Linked DNA regions of Homo sapiens: all the other regions are linked to region 1. Evidence: chromatin contacts called from ENCODE Hi-C or POLR2A ChIA-PET data. All regions are on one chromosome and are shown on one strand. The core of a region is the stretch at or near the end of the contact, and the rest is flanking DNA. Distances in the headings are between cores, read along the strand shown. Region 1 overlaps NTN1 (netrin 1). Region 2 overlaps NTN1 (netrin 1). Region 3 overlaps STX8 (syntaxin 8).

Evidence for each region. A loop is a pair of places that touch in the nucleus more often than their neighbours do. ChIA-PET counts read pairs that join two places held with the same protein, here RNA polymerase II (POLR2A). Pooled maps may share reads with other maps.
Region 2: a map with no recorded cell type shows a loop between it and region 1 (4-fold over the local background). The contact joins two enhancer-like sites. A Hi-C loop is called at or near these places in 1 of 168 maps with a recorded cell type or tissue (ascending aorta), 14 of 37 single-sample maps with no recorded cell type and 8 of 50 pooled maps. POLR2A ChIA-PET finds 5 or more read pairs at or near these places in 7 of 52 experiments (BJ, H1, HEK293 and 4 more).
Region 3: a map with no recorded cell type shows a loop between it and region 1 (6-fold over the local background). The contact joins two enhancer-like sites. A Hi-C loop is called at or near these places in 4 of 168 maps with a recorded cell type or tissue (heart left ventricle, heart right ventricle and ovary), 1 of 37 single-sample maps with no recorded cell type and 13 of 50 pooled maps. POLR2A ChIA-PET finds 5 or more read pairs at or near these places in 9 of 52 experiments (BJ, HCT116, HepG2 and 5 more).

Annotation. Positions count from the first base shown.
Region 1 is chr17:9,237,740-9,242,888 of GRCh38, forward strand. NTN1 (netrin 1) reads left to right here. Exons shown (of 7, transcript NM_004822.3): 7 at 1,901-5,149. The coding sequence ends at 2,229. It overlaps LOC124903923 (a long non-coding RNA gene), which reads left to right. Exons shown (of 2, transcript XR_007065614.1): 1 at 1-466; 2 at 1,040-1,245. Among named protein-coding and RNA genes, the nearest start is that of NTN1, 220 kb to the left of the region's middle. RefSeq lists a silencer at 2,244-2,693. Within about 2 kb of position 2,657, at least 27 of the 41 ENCODE cell types and tissues checked have a DNase peak (open chromatin) inside an H3K27ac peak, as active enhancers do.
Region 2 is chr17:9,204,974-9,210,122 of GRCh38, forward strand. The region is part of intron 5 of NTN1 (netrin 1); the gene reads left to right. Among named protein-coding and RNA genes, the nearest start is that of NTN1, 190 kb to the left of the region's middle. Within about 2 kb of position 2,023, at least 6 of the 41 ENCODE cell types and tissues checked have a DNase peak (open chromatin) inside an H3K27ac peak, as active enhancers do.
Region 3 is chr17:9,270,611-9,275,759 of GRCh38, forward strand. The region is part of intron 7 of STX8 (syntaxin 8); the gene reads right to left. Among named protein-coding and RNA genes, the nearest start is that of NTN1, 250 kb to the left of the region's middle. RefSeq lists an enhancer at 2,390-2,891. Within about 2 kb of position 3,146, at least 4 of the 41 ENCODE cell types and tissues checked have a DNase peak (open chromatin) inside an H3K27ac peak, as active enhancers do.

The DNA of each region.
Region 1 (5,149 bases), core at 1,407-3,906:
GGGGGTGGCTCCCCCATTGCTTAGCTAAGGGGCACTCAGTTGCCACGGTGACCTCTGTCTGCACAGTCAAATACACTCGGCCCAGCCACTTCTCTGGGCTGGAGGGCTCCCCCCACCCAGAGTTCACACTGAGTGTTGAGTCCCTTGGTGACAAAAACATGGAAACGGTTGCCATGGCAGCCATTCTTTGGAGCCCTCAGACTGGAGTGCAAAGTTCAGGATGCCCAGGAACAGCTGAAATGAAAATACGGGAAAATCCGCTTCCCTCACCCTGGAAGGATGACTCGGTTGGCATTCAGTGCTCTCCTGCACTCGGCTGTCCCTGCCCTCCCCATCCCCTGGTCCATGTGTGGGTGCAGGGGGGTGCCCTCGGAGTGCAGGAGCAGAGTGGCCCCCAGAGACGTTGACAGAAGCCAGCCAGCATAGGAGGGCAGGCTCAGCTGGGGTGGTTCCATTGTCTGGAGTGGTAAGTGGGGAAGTGATGACTGCTGGACGTTCCCTGGGGAGGTGTCCTTGTGGCTGCTGAAGCCACAGAGCTTGCCTGTGTGTTGGTTTCTTCAAGCTGCTGCTCCTGTCTCAGGAGGGCTCAAGTCTACTCCATGGCCCAGCCTGGGGAATAAAGGTGTTTCGCCCAGTGAAGGCTACAGTGTGTGAGGGTGGGATCAGTGAGGGGAAGACAGTGCGGGGCAGGGGAGTGAGTGGATGGCTGTTTCTCTTGAACAGAGGTGAGTACAGCAGAGGCCCCTCCAGGTACCCCCTGGTCTGGGGGCAATGATCATGTGTCCACCCCCAGCAGGTCCCCAAGAAGGCCCCATGAGGCTCTGGTGACCTGAGATGCACCAACCAAAGGGTTCTGCAGTCACAGTTGTTTGAGAAACCAACACACGTATACAGGATTCTTAGGTTAAAGGCTCTGAAAAGTCTTGCAGTAAGGAACCTCTTGACTTTGTTTAACCTAGTATTTCACAAACTTACTAGAGCAAAGTTTCTCATTTATTTAGCGTCTCTTATTTTTGAAATCTCCCTTACTATCTTGCAGAAATGACATCTGGTAACATTTGTCCTCTGAGTCAATGACATCGGCACCACTTGTGAGAAATGCATATTCTAGGGCCTCACCCAGATCTGTTCAATCTGAAGCTCTGGGGCGGGGCCCAGCAGTGTATTTTCACAAGCCGGCCAGGGGATTCTGATGCATGCTCCATTTGGGGAAGTCCTTCTACTAGGGAAAATACTGGCAGAGAATTTGGAGTAAGAGGAATGGTCTGGGGACCTTGGGCGGCATGGAGGAAGGGAGGCCACCTGGTAGGGATGGCTTAGGCGTGGGAAGCGGCAGTCCAAGGTTCCCGGGGCTCTGGAAAAGGCACTACGGCCACCCCAAAGGGTGGGTTCTCATCTTCTGTCCCTGAGCATTGAGGACCCATTATGGTTTTCTGAGGCTGGTTGGAGGGCCAGGCTGTGTGTGGAGTGTCATGAGGGCTGGTGTAAAGTGACTTGGGCCTTTGGAGAAGCGCACCCCTGAGGAACCTCCCTCTCCCCGCCAGCACTGCTCTCACCCGAGCGCCTGCCCTGGGCAGACAGCTTGCCCAGAGTGCTGGGGGCGTGGTCAGCACCTGTAGGCTTCCTGGACAAAGTGGGCCTTGACAAGGCCAGGAGATGGCTTGTCCCGACGGCAGTGCTGGGTGGCACCCTCACAGCGTGGGAGGCAAGGCTTCTTGGCCCTGTTGTTAGCAGGTGGGGGTCTACGATCAGCTTGCCACCACCCACGCGCTCCTGTATGGGCCACTCTGTGCAGTCACTTCCTGGGGCTGGGTCTCCTTTCCCTTCTCCCCAGGCTCAGGCAGGGCGGACCTAGCCACAGCAGCTGGGAGCCCACCCGTCTGCCTGTGCTTCCTTGCAGCCGTCCAGATCCACATCCTGAAGGCGGACAAGGCGGGGGACTGGTGGAAGTTCACGGTGAACATCATCTCCGTGTATAAGCAGGGCACGAGCCGCATCCGCCGCGGTGACCAGAGCCTGTGGATCCGCTCGCGGGACATCGCCTGCAAGTGTCCCAAAATCAAGCCCCTCAAGAAGTACCTGCTGCTGGGCAACGCGGAGGACTCTCCGGACCAGAGCGGCATCGTGGCCGATAAAAGCAGCCTGGTGATCCAGTGGCGGGACACGTGGGCGCGGCGGCTGCGCAAGTTCCAGCAGCGTGAGAAGAAGGGCAAGTGCAAGAAGGCCTAGCGCCGAGGCAGCGGGCGGGCGGGCGGGCGGGCGCCAGGGCGGGGCCGAGCGAGAGCGGGCGCCTTGGCCCGGCCGCCGCGGACTTGGCCCGCGAGGGCTTTCCCAGGTGGGGGGAGGGAGGGGGCGGGGCCGCACGGCGCGGGGGGCGGGACCCTCGGCGGCCCCTCCCCCTACCCCCACCCTGCGCGCTCTGGGCGGGAGCCGCGTGCACGCGGGGCGGGGTGCGCCGCCGGCCGGGCCCTGGAGAAATGACGAGACGTAGCTACCTCACGGGGCTCCTTCCAGAGCAGAGACGCGCTTCCCTGGGCCTGGGCGCGGCCGCCGTGGAGGGGCTGGGGGCAGCCTGCCCTGGGGCCCGGGGGCGGGCGCAGAATCGCACAACTGGGGCCCCAGGCGCGGGGCGTGGATGGCGCGGAGACGTGGACGGGAGGAGAACTGTGAATTCTCAAGCCCGTAGTGTGGGCGGGGCGCGGAGCACCCACCAAACCACCACCCGACACGCAGCCGACGGGATCCCCCCCTTTCTCCCCGGCCCCTTCTAGCAGTTCCCCGCGGGCCACCTGGCTGTCACAGCCTGGACTCCTCCATCTGAAGGGGCCTGGCAGCATTTGGGGAGTGGACAGCTCCTGTCCAGCCAGCATGCCCCAGGCGGCCTCTGTCTCCACTGCTACCTGCTGAGTGGGTCCTACTGGGTGGGGGCTTGGGGTCGGTGAGTGGTTCACCTGTGGAGAGAGGAGAGGAAGCCCCTGCTGCTGCCTGTCTCTGCCCCTGCCCCTGCCCCTGCCCAGCGTGGGGCTGGCCCATCCGGAAGGCAGTGGGCCCAGGGACACCCCTGAGAAGCCCAAGCCGGGTGGTCACCGCCTCATGCTGGAGCTGCCTGTTGGAGGAGGCATCGCAAACGCAAAACCTCCCAGAGAGTTTCCTTTTGGAAACTTGGAACCAGCCCTTTTTATGACGTTTTCCAGGGGGAGGGGGAGGGGCACTGGCTGGGTTTACGGCAGTGACACTATTTATGTAAATGACATCAGCTCCCGCAAGGCCCCTCAGCAATGTCAACAGCTGGAAAGGGCCTGAACGGGCTTGGAGTCTGCAGGCTGCGAAGGCACTTGGGCCTGGCTTGGGGCCGGGGGCTTGTTTGAGCTGGGATGGGGTTTGCTGGCTCAGTGAAGTACCAGAGTGCCTGAGCCATGGGTGGGCAGGGGCACAGGAATGACCAGGTTCCTGGGGGCCAAGGAGGCCATGCTGGCTTCTCCAAGGGAAGGCACAGAGGCTGCCGGCCTGCCCCCTACAGCTGTCTTGGGTCTGGCCTGGGCCACACCTTGACCGTGCCTTTCCAGACGGTCTTTGTGGAGTCTGCCCGTGCCCTCCACTGTGCCCCAGCCCTCCTTCCAAAATCTCCTAGAGACACGGTCCTCAAGCAGGCAGCCCCTTTTGTTCTGACCTCCTCACACAGGGTCCATTCCTGTGCCCTGGGGCCTCCTGGCTCCCTGCCTTCCTGGGCTCTCTGCACTGCCCGGGCCTCTGGCCCACATCCTCACACCCGGCGCACTGAATTAAGAGGCCTGGCTCCCCTCACAGTCAGGAAATTGGTTTCACTTTCCCGGCCAGAGTTTGGCTGCTCAAAAGGGTCATACCAAGTATGAAGCTCGGCCCCCGGTGGTCTGGCTTCCCTCCGCCTTCCCCACATTTACCCGCATCACGGCTGCCATTTATTGAGCACCTGCTGTGTGCCAGGCACTTTACCCACATGCTCCCAGTGTGTACTCATGACAACCCTGTGGGACAGGGACTCATTATCACCAGCAAGGAGACTGGAGTACACGTGCCCAAGGTCATGCTGCAAATTGGTGGCAGGACTGGGGCTCAAACTCCAGAGCCCGACTTTCTGACCAGGGGCCACGCTGGCCCTCACTGCACTCCAGCTCTGCAGCCTACCCGCCCAATCCCTGTGCAGGCTGGGAGGGTGCTCTTGGGGGAGTGGCCACCGAGCCCCTGGCCCTGGTTACTGCCTCTTGAGGACACTGGCATCTGGGCTGGAGAACAGGAGCCCGGGGTGGGGTAGGGCATGGGGACAATCACATCTTCAGAGGAGGCAGCAAAGTGGTGCGGGATGCAGGGACGGACTTGCCAGATGGCAGCTCCAGGTTCCAGGAAGGCAGGCCTTGGATGCTCCGAAGAGGTGGTAGAAAGGTGTTTTTAGAAAGGTGTTTTGGCTGCCTCAGGGTGGTTGGAGAGACTCCAGGAGAGACTGGCAGAGGTGCCTCAGGGGCAGGGAGCAGACAGACCTGCCCTGGGAAGGGGCATTTGGCTTCCCTGAATCCAGCCCAAGGCTAGAAGACAGGGCCCCTCTCCAAGCTGTCAGCGCCCCTCGGATGCCCAGTGTGGTGTGCTGGGCGCCATCAGCATCACAAGGCACTACGCTGCTGGGGCGGTTGTCCTATTTCTGTCTATGCCAGTGTGGTTTCTTCACCCTGCCCAGAAGGGCTGTGGCAGCCCCACGATATCCCACCCTGGGTCTGGGTCTCACGGGTGTCCTGTGAGGGGCTTGCATTTGTGGTGGTCTCTGAGGCCACCTCAGCAACGGAGCTGGCGACACGCCAAGCAACAAGGCATCTTGCGGAAAATTCAGCCAGTGTCCTGCCCCTCCCTTCGGCTCAGCACCCCGCAGGGCACAGGCTGTCCGCCCGGTGGTCTGGCCCTTGGGGAATGCGTCAGGGTGACCAGATCCACCATGCTAGCAGCCAGGTCACTGTTGGGATTGCACGGTCGTCACGAGCTGCCTTTCCTATCCACACACCCAGCCAGGACCCAGCCCACCACTCCCGACTGCAGCCCCGGCCTCTGCGGTGAGCACCATCCTTGGGAAAGCACCCCTCCTCCACTCCGGTGCCCCACTCCAAGGAGCAGAGGGAAATGGGAA
Region 2 (5,149 bases), core at 773-3,272, 33 kb before region 1:
AAAATAGGAACTCCAGGTTTCACACTTTCTTCTTTTCTTTCTCTTCTTCCCTGCCTGGGCTTTCATTACCATTAAGAGCCAGAACTTATCTGCCATTTGGATGAGGAACTTCAGAAACAGGTGCAGGAAGAGAAACTTGCTCTCTCAAGTGCAGCAACTTCTTGAATGTGGCCCACTTCCCCTGGAAGGCTGTGAACACCACTTTATCTCCTAAAGGCTTGGCTGGTGGGAGGAGGGGCAGGAAGCCTCATGGACATGAGGGCACTATTTGGGGAAGGGTATGGTGGCAAGAATAGATGGGGGTAGAGGAAGCTACACGGAGGTTCTGCCTGAGGGCTGGGAAGCCAAAAGGATGGTCCCTTGAAAAGGGGCAGCCAGGTGCAGTGGCTCATGCCTGTAATCCTAACACTTTGGGAGGCCAGAGCAGGAGGATCACTTGAGCCTGAGACTTCGAGACCAGCCTGGGCAACATAGTGAGACCTCATCTCTACAAAAAATAATAAATTAGCTATGTTTGGTTGTGTGCACCTGTAGTCCTAGCTACGTGGGAGGCTAAGTAGGATCATTGGAGCCCACGGGTTCGAGGCTGCAGTGAGCTGTGATTGCGCCTCTGCGCTCCAGCTGGGGTGACAAAGGGAGACCCTGTCTCAGAGAGAGAGAGAGAAGGGGCAGCTCCTGCATTGCGATGGGGGGAGGTTAAGGGTCAGTACTCACTAGTCAACAGGTTGCCATGGCTCTGTGTATGGAAAGAGACCCCTCTGTCCTGTGCTGGAGTGGAAGGCAGCTGTGTTAGGGAATGGGCCCCCACCGGCCAGTGACTTTGGATGCTGAACACTTGTACCTCTGTTTTCTCCTGTGTGTAATGGCCATGGCCGTCCTAATACCACCCGAACTGCCTCTTCCTATGTGGCTGTGCAGCTTACTCGGGACATTGGGTGGAAAGCACTTTGGTGAGAGCTTGGCAGGTGTAGACTCATCACCATTCCGGTTGCTCCTGCCGCAGACGGGCTGAGCTCCAACTGGGGCATGCCTCTGAGGCTGAGGCAGCATCTGTAGGCTGGGAACAGGGTGACCCCTAGGTCTGGGACTGGTGGCAGAGCAGGGTCTGGGGTGACTTCGCGGTAGAAGCAATTTCCTCAGCAGAGTTGACACTGGCTGGGGAGGACTGGGACTGAGCAGCTGAGGGTCAAGAGAAAATTCTGGATGTCCAGGAGCTGGTTCAGCCAGCTGAGGTCTCCTGCCTCCAGTCAGGAGGGCTTTTTGCAGTCCCAAATGCTCTGGGCAAGAGGCTTTAATCTAATTACATGCTTTATTTGAGCCAATTTGTTTTCCAATCCATCTTGTTCAGCAAAAAGAAAGAGCCTGCTGGGGACTCATTTGCACCCTCTTGTTCCAAGTGGAGAAGAGGGGTTGAGCTCCCATCTCACATGGTCAGTGCAGCCCCCAACCTCTCCCAGCCCGGCCACCCCACCCCTGAGCCAGGCTGCAGACTGCCCTGCCCTCGGGGGGAGGGGGCTGGGGCGGCTCAGGTAGAAAAAGCCTGGCAGGCTTGCCCCCTCCCAGAAGTCCACCCCAGCGTGCCTCTCCGTGCCTTCCCTTTGGGGGTCCCGGTGCACTAGGCAGGAATGACACGGGATGGGCTTCCAGGCCAGGCAGCCTGGGAGGGGATTTCATCCTCAGGAGGTCACCCAGCCTCGGAACCTTCCTGGCTCCTCCTGTGAGAGCTGCCCTCAGAATCCAATGCCCCATATTTTTAAATCTGCAAATATATTTTCATCATAAGGCAGTGGATTTAGGATCTGTGTTATTAAAGTCCAAACAAAACACCAAAGCCCTTCAAACCTCCCTGGAGAGGGAAGATTTATCGGCTCCTGCTCTCCTCCCCAGGCACGGAGCCACACTCTCCAAGCTTCGCTTTTTAAGTTTTGCAGCATTTTCCAAAATTGCCTTTTTCTGCCCTTCCGATTCCTGCTTGGAGCCTTTACTTTTCGGCTGTTTACAGAGACTCGAGCCTGGTGACTTCCACCTTTGGAGTATGGGAGTGCCGGAATTGCTCGGCTGAGGGTCACTTTGTCTGCCGCACAGTGGTGGCAGCTGCGCCCGTTTTTATTGAACTTGCTCAACAAATATTTATTGAGGGCTTGTTATGTGTCCCGGGCCCTGGGGATACAGCAGTGAAGACTTCACTTTGGGGAGGAAGAGATACAATAAACAAACCAAACTGAAAAATGTATCACTGCACAGGGTGACAAGTGCCGTGAAGGAACCACATCCGCTACAGATGGAGTTGCTTTTCAGAACAGCCAGAGGTCAGCCATTATTCAGTGAATCAAGGACATACTTGAGTGAGAAATATCTTTGGGTTTAAAATAATTGGATGTGCCAGTAATACAATAAAATTGCTTTTCTGCCATGGCTCCTAAACTAGAGTAAAGATAATGAGAGCCAACATTTTTTAGTGCCTGTCATGTCGGGCTTCATCTCGCTGGAACTTTAAAAGATTGTTACAAACGCTCACCCCCGCTTAATAAATGAGGAATCGGAGGTTCAGAGAAGTGCAGCAATGTGTCCAAGGACACACAGCTTTGTAAGTCACAGAGCCAGCATTTTGAGTTCCTTGGTCGCCTGTCTGCCACCCCCTCTGTCCTGCTAGATCCTTTCCACTTCCCAGCATCCTGCAGCCCTGAAGCTCATCAGTAGTCTGAGACCATTGCCACTGGAGCCGCGGATTGTATCCTGGGGTCCAGGAAGAGATGTTCTTGTCCAACTAACACCCCACACCCCATAGACAGCAGGCTGAGGCCTGCAGAAAAGCCTTCTGATTCAGAGCTCAAGGGTCCCATTTTTCAGATATTAGCTGTACATCTGTTAAAGGTGGCATGGCCTTCTGATTTCTGGTGCCACTCAAACCCTCTCCAGCCCAACTCGTGCCCTCTTTGTTGTCAAAGAGTTTGGCAGGTTTAAAAGATGCCTAAACCAGCTGGGTGCAGTGGCTCACGCCTGTAATCCCGGCACTTTGGGAGGCTGAGGCAGGTGGATCATGAGGTCAGGAGTTCGAGACCAGCCTGGCCAATATGGTGAAACCCCATCTCTACCAAAAATACAAAAATTAGCCAGGCGTAGTGGTGTGTGCCTGTAATCCCAGCTACTCGGGAGGCTGAGGCAGAAGAATCGCTTGAACCTGGAAGGCGGAGGTTGCAGTGAGCTGAGATCATGCCATTGCACTCCAGCCTAGGCCACAGATCGACACTCCATCTCTAAATAAATAAATAAATAAAGCCTAAGCCCTTTACCCAGGCTGTCTCAGGGGTATCATCAGAATAATTGCAAAGGGTGCTGGCTGACGTCTTTTGTTTGGGGAGCCTGTGTTTGTGGGTTCGTTGGTCCAGGCAGCTTTGGTGTCTCACAGAGACAGCCGCAGTCAGCTTATTGTCCAGAGTGTATGTGCCAGTGGGTTCGCTGAGCAGTCAGCGGTGACCTGCACTGTGCTAGGTGCTGGGACACCAAGGTCCGATTTGCCAGGGGAGGAGGCAGACAGAAAATCCCAGACCAGGAAATGGGCGCTAAGAACCTGGAGGTTTTCTTGTGCCTGGGGCTGAGAGGAAGGCTACACAGGGAAGTGGCACAGGAACAGATTCCAAGCACAAGTGCCAAGGGGAAAGGCATTCATGGCCTCCGGCTTCTCCTAATACCCAAGAGCTTAGGTCCTGTTTTTTCCAGATATTATTTTGCAAATAATAGGATTCTACCACCGTGCACTCCAGGGGAGGAGTAGACGCCCCCTTGGGCCTGATGTACTCTTCATCCCCAGCCCTGCCTGGCTCTAGGCCTGTGGCACAGCCAAGAAAGGGACCTTGCTCCTGTCCGGAGACAGGGCTGCATCAGCCAGATCCCACCACACCAACCCATTTTCCTGTATCTGCTAAGGACTGGACCCAGGACACTGCATCTCAGATCTCAGCTCTCCTCCTGGCCTCAAGAGGCCCCAGGATCTGGCCCTGCCTTTCCCACTGGCCTGCCATCATTCACCCTCCACTCTCAGCTGCAGAGTCGGAGGCCACCTGGAGCCCATCACATGCAGTTGGCAGCACCTTCTCATCCTTCAGGACACAGCTGAGACCATCTCTGACCTCCCCTTACCCATCTCACGGCACCATAGTCATTTCCTCCTAAATCCTGTGAATGGGTAGCAGTTATGACCATCATCACTACCACATTTTACTGATGAAGAACTTGGAATGGTGAATGACCCCAGATCATAGGTTGGATGTGAACCCTTTCCCTGCAGCCCTGCTCAGTAGATTTCCACTTACGTCCTGGGGCCAGAAGTAGATTCATGGCCACGGTGAGCTGCAAGGGAATCTTTGAAGAAGAGTATTCTAGATTGGAGACATTAGGGTTTGCTCTTGAGGAAGAAAGGAAAATCGATATTGCAGGGGGCCAGAGCGGACCTGTCAGACTCAGGCCTGGTGTTTGAGGCTGTCCCAGTGGGTGGCTCTCTAGGAGACAGTATACAGGAAGGCAGGCCTTGGCCCTGGGTGTGCATTGCACAGCTGTGTGCACCTCCAGGAGCCTGCCTCTGCCCCTGTTGGTGCACCAAAGGGAACCATCAGAGAAGGTGGCCACAACTAGGGAGGCAGCAGAAAGAAAGGGCAGGGCTTCCCTGGGCAGCACTTGGTGGGGGCCAGGGCACCAGGGCCCCCTCTGACCAGCGAAGCCCCGAGGACCCCAGCTTGGTGCAGGAAGAGGACCCAGTGCTTCAGTTTGCCGGTATAAAAAACTCACACCCATGCTTCCTCACCTGAATACATAGTTGCAGTCCCTGAGACAGAATGTAGCTCAGGCAGCAGAATGACAGTCTAGGCTCCTGAGAGCCAGACCCTGGCTCTTTGTAACCATGGTACGGAGTGGAGAGCACGTTCTGGTAACCTTGGGCATGAGGTGGGGCCTGGGCAGTCAGGGCACCGTCCCTGAGAGGGTGAGAGCAAAAGCCAGCCTCTGCCCTATGTGATGAAACCCAGCAGCCCTAGGTGACCTGGGCCAGGCCAGGCCCCTGGGGTGGCTTTGCATGACATTTAAAAAAGAAGTCAAACCCTATCCAGCTCCCATGGCCCCTCAAGCTCTGGGACTCATCTCTCAGCTGCTGCCC
Region 3 (5,149 bases), core at 1,896-4,395, 33 kb after region 1:
AGTACTTGGCACATAGTAAGTGCTCAGTAAATATGTGTTAAAGAAATGAATGAATGAGTGAAGAAATGAACGAATGAAAGCATACAAATTATCAATAGAATAGGTAATCAAGGAGTAGTGGTTTTAAAGAACTGTAAAGCATTCCAGTAAAGTAAGTCCAGTTGGTATTGCTAAATTCAAAATCAATATATTCTCCATTAGTGATATGAATTTAAAATTCTAGGAGAATATGTTCTGTATTTACTTTGCAATTAAATGAACAGAGTTGCATTGTAGTGAAATGATGGGATTTTACCAGATGCTCATGGGTTCCTATCACAGATGATTTTAGACTCACAATTTCAGACAACTGGGCCCATTTTGTATTGAATCAAATCGCCTCAGTTCATGTTTCATTCATTCCTTGTAACTTTTTGTCACCCTCTATTGGGAGACATTCTCAAGACATTACCAAAAATCACCTAACGACAGAAATGTTTGTGTTTACAGCATGGCAACTCACAGTGTGACGTGGGACCAGGAGCACAGATCACTGAAGAGACTGTTAGAAATGCAACTTCAGGCTGGACGTAGTGGCTCATGCCTGTAATCCCAAAACTTTGGGAGGCCGAAGCGGGCGGATCACTTGAGGTCATGAGTTTGAGACCAGCCTGGCCAACATGGTGAAACTTCGTCTCTACTAAAAATACAAAAATTAGCTGGGCGTGATGGCATGTGCCTGTAATCCCAATTACTCAGGTGGCTGAAGGATGAGAATCGCTTGAACCCAGGAAGCGGACGTTGCAGTGAGCCGAGATGCGCCTTTGCACTCTAGCCTGGGTGACAGAGTGAGACCCTGTCTCAAAAAAGAAAGAAATGCGGCCGGGCGTGGTGGCTCACGCCTGTAATCCCAGCACTTTGGGAGGCCGAAGTGGGTGGATCACGAAGTCAAGAGATCGAGACCATCCTGGCCAACAGGGTGAAACCCCATCTGTACTAAAAATACAAAAATTAGATGGGCGTGGTAGCACGCACCTGTAGTCCCAGCTACTCGGGAGGCTGAGGCAGGAGAATCACTTGAACTGGGGAGGCAGAGGTTGCAGTGAGCCAAGATTGTGCCACTGCACTCCAGCCTGGCTATAGAGCAAGACTCCATCTCAAAAAAAAAAAAAAAAAAAAGAAAGAAAGAAATTCAACTTCAAGGGTCCTACCTAGAAACCTGTTTTAACAAGCCTCCATGTGACTCCTCTGGTGCTGAAGAAATTCTTCACACCATACAATAAAATATCATCTGTTACCATGATAGAAGAAACCGTGGCTTTCTCTGGCGACTATAAGTACGGATAATGGGCCAGGGCTCCCTAGCTGGAAGGAAAGTCACTGTCCTGGGGGCAAAGCAGGTACCCAGTGACTGTCCCTGCTGATGATGCACCCCGAGAAGTGGAGCAGGCTGGGATGTGTTTGACACAAAGCCCTCTTGCTGTCCTAATCCACACCCACGCCAATATCCCTCAGCCTCATTTCCTCTTGACAAAGACGGTTCTGTTCTGAGGGGGTGTGTGGGACCAACAGCAGCAGCTGGGGTGGCCAAATGACCGCTCTTGCTTAGAATAGAGAGGGATTCAAAGAATGATCTCTGCCAGATTGCCGGGCTTTGCTGTGTCACATCAGGCTGACACAGATGGCCTTGGCCACTAAGGACGCTGCCTTCTTCCTCACAGAAGCCCGAGGAAATGCCCTGAGAAGGAACAAGGACCAGATAACTACCCGGCAGGGAGTGGCTGGTAGGATTTCAGCTTGAAATGTGATCTCTGGATGCCCATGAGCCAGTGTGGCATTTATTTCCACCGCATCAGGGGTCCCAACCTTGGATAACATTTATATTTCTAGAGCACCTGAAGAACAAAGATTCCAGATTGTAAGGTGCAAAATAAGTCACAAGGGGGTGCCTTCTCACTCACACACAGCTAGCCACAGCTGTCTGCCATCCCAGAGCGTACCCCGAAGCTAGCGCGCCAGCGAGCTAGTTTTAAAGCACAGACAACCTCTCCATTGCTGGCTTTCTTCGAACACCGTGGGTGAGGAAATGAGACAGAGAATGTCTAATGATTAGTTCCTTATGGTCCTTACATTCTTGAAGTATATTCTTTACGCCCGCTGGAACACTTCTGCATTCTTGATAGCATGATTGCAATATAAGTTCTTTCCCTTCTGAGCACTGTCTTTTATTGACACACTAAAATATCCTAGGAGCAGGATGGGTCTTCCCACCTTCCTCACGCCCCTCTTTCCCCACTGCCACACTCTCCGCGCCATTCCTTGTTCTCTTTCTAAGAACGCAATAAACATTTCAGCACAATCTTTTCAATCCACATTATTTATAATATTCCGAACATCCATCGAGCCTGGCTAGAATGCGAAGCAATAAATCAAACTTAACAACAACAAAGAAGGAAGGGGGAAAACCGCCCTTTGGCGAGGCGAAAGCCTGAGACGTTTCATTCCCCGAAGGGTTTAGTTATGTTAGGAAAAGTGAGATGGGGATGAGACCCGAGGTTTAGAATGACATAGAGGCAGGAACTGGAATCTATAGGCATAATCATAACTTTGTATAAACCTCAAACAAACTTACCTCTCTGGGGTGTCATGAGGATAAATGAGATACGTGGGAAGCACTCCGAGTGCCTCGAACGAGAGCAACTGGAGCCCAATTCTCCTTTTTGGGTCCAAAAGGTCATCTTTCTTGGAAGGGAGAGGGCTAAGAGCTCCCCCAACTCCCTGAGCGCCAGTCTTTGCTAATTAACATCCCCTCTGCAGGTTTAACTAAGATGGGGGTGAGCCTGGAAGCAGGGCCTCGAGGTAGGGCTGCTAGGTCCTGGACCCAGTCTCCACCCCCAGCAGGGACCCCTCTCCCCACTGCCAGCGAGGACCACGCCAGGCCACACACAGCCAGGGGTGTCCCTGCAGAATGATTCAGCTCCTGCCGGGGGTGGGAAGTAGAGCTCGTCCCACATCCTTTCCTCATGGCGCTACGCAGGTTAACACTGTCTGACTTTGTCTTCGCAAAGAAAGAATCTAGCTCCACAGTTTGCTGATGATTTCAAAATTTATCTAAACGAATGTGGAGGCCAGTACAGGCTATTGGCTAATTGCAGAATTGGCTTGAGGCCTTTCTGCCTTGGCGATTTCCCACGCATTCCCGTCTCACGTTGGAAATCCAAGCTGTTTGGGAGTGGGCGTGTGTTTGCGTGGCAGGCCTCAATGCAGCGGCTCTGTTGCTGTCTAGTCTAACATGCTCTGCCGTCTGCTCTCAGTGGTCCCTTCTGACAGTTTCCTGGATATAAAGGGGTGCTTCTTTTCCAGTCTTGTTGAATGGTACTGAATATAAGATTAGAATAACTGAATCACAATCCACATTTTAGTCATTACAGTCTCATGTTAGCTCTGGGGAAATGACCATAACCGGTACTTACTCATGAGAATTTTCTACCAAAAAGTCAGACAAGAAAGTCATTTTCTTATGAAAAGTGTCAAATGTGCCACCTACTCTGGCTTTGCCATCCCTCCCCTCTGCATGTTAACCTCACTTGGTCTTCTTAAGGTACAGATAATGCCTTCCTGCCCAGATCTGTTACCTGCTTGCTGGCTTGGGTGGAGGTTAGATCTCAACCACTGTTCTGGAAAGGATTTGATCATCAGCTTGGCTTTGTTCATAACTTCCTGCAGTAAAAAAAAGTCTTCAAAAAACCCAAATTCACGAGTGATATAGACATTTGTTTAAACAAAGTCTTCAGGCCGGGCGCGGTGGCTCCCAGCACTTTGGGAGGCTGTAATCCCAGCACTTTGGGAGGCTGAGGCGGGCGGATCACAAGGTCAGGAGATCGAGACCATCCTGGCTAACACGGTGAGACCCTGTCTCTACTAAAAATACAAAAAATTAACCGGGCGTGTTGGTGGGCACCTGTAGTCCCAGCTACTTGGGAGGCTAAGGCAGGAGAATGGTGTGAACCCCGGAGGCAGAGCTTGCAGTGAGCCGAGATTGCACCACTGCACTCCAGCCTGGGCAACAGTGTGAGACTCTGTCTCAAAAATAATAATAATAATAATAATAATAATAATAATAATAAACAAAGTCTTCAAAAATACAACAATTTCTTTTTTCTTTTTTTTTTTTTTTTTTGAGACGGAGTCTCGCTCTGTCACCAGGCTGGAGTGCAGTGGCGTGATCTCAGCTCACTGCAACCTCCACCTCCCAGGTTCAAGCAATTCTCCTGCTTCAGCCTCCCAAGTAGCTGGGACTACAGGCATGCACCACCATGCCTGGCTAATTTTTGTATTTTTAGTAGAGATGGGGTTTCACCATGTTGGCCAAGCTGGTCTCAGACTCCTGACCTCAAGTAATCCGCCCGCCTTGGCCTCCCAAAGTGCAGGGATTACAGGCATGAGCCACCGCGCCTGGCCCAACAATTTCTTTATGATGTCTCTAAGTCACAGAAACCAACAAAATCATCATTACTTGACTGTTCAAGTTAAGGGTCTCTTTACAACTTCCACTTCTTTTGCTTCTGATGACGCAACCATCCTCTTGAGCTCCGGCCTCCCAGGGCTGAGTGGTTCACCCAGACCTCTGGGGTCCCTTCCTTGGTATATTTCCACTTTCACTCCAAGCGTCCATGGGAACTTCTTTCCTTTGTCTATTACCTCCTAGGTGGAGCTCTTCTGCCTTCCTATTTTCCCCCATCGCCTCTAAGTAAAGGGCTGGCTTCACTGACGCAGGGAGACATCGCTGCTCTCTGTCTCTCCTTTAGTGCCTTCTCCCTGGTCAATGGAGTTCCACTATTCCCACCCTTACCTATTTACATACACCAGCAACTTCTCTTTACTTAGAGGTGTAAGTCTGCTGGAGAGCAGACTGTCTAGCTACTGAACTTCCCATCTGTGTGATCATGAGCCAGCCATTTAACCCATCTGGACCTCACCTATAAGATGGGGATAACAGGTTGGGCGCAGTGGCTCATGCCTGTGATCCCAGCACTTTGAGAGGCCAAGGTGGGTGGATCATGAGGTCAAGAGTTTGAGATCAGCCTGACCAACATGGAGAAACCCCGTCTCTAGTAAAAATACAAAAATTAGCCGGGCATGGTGGCTCATGCCTGTAATCCCAGCTACT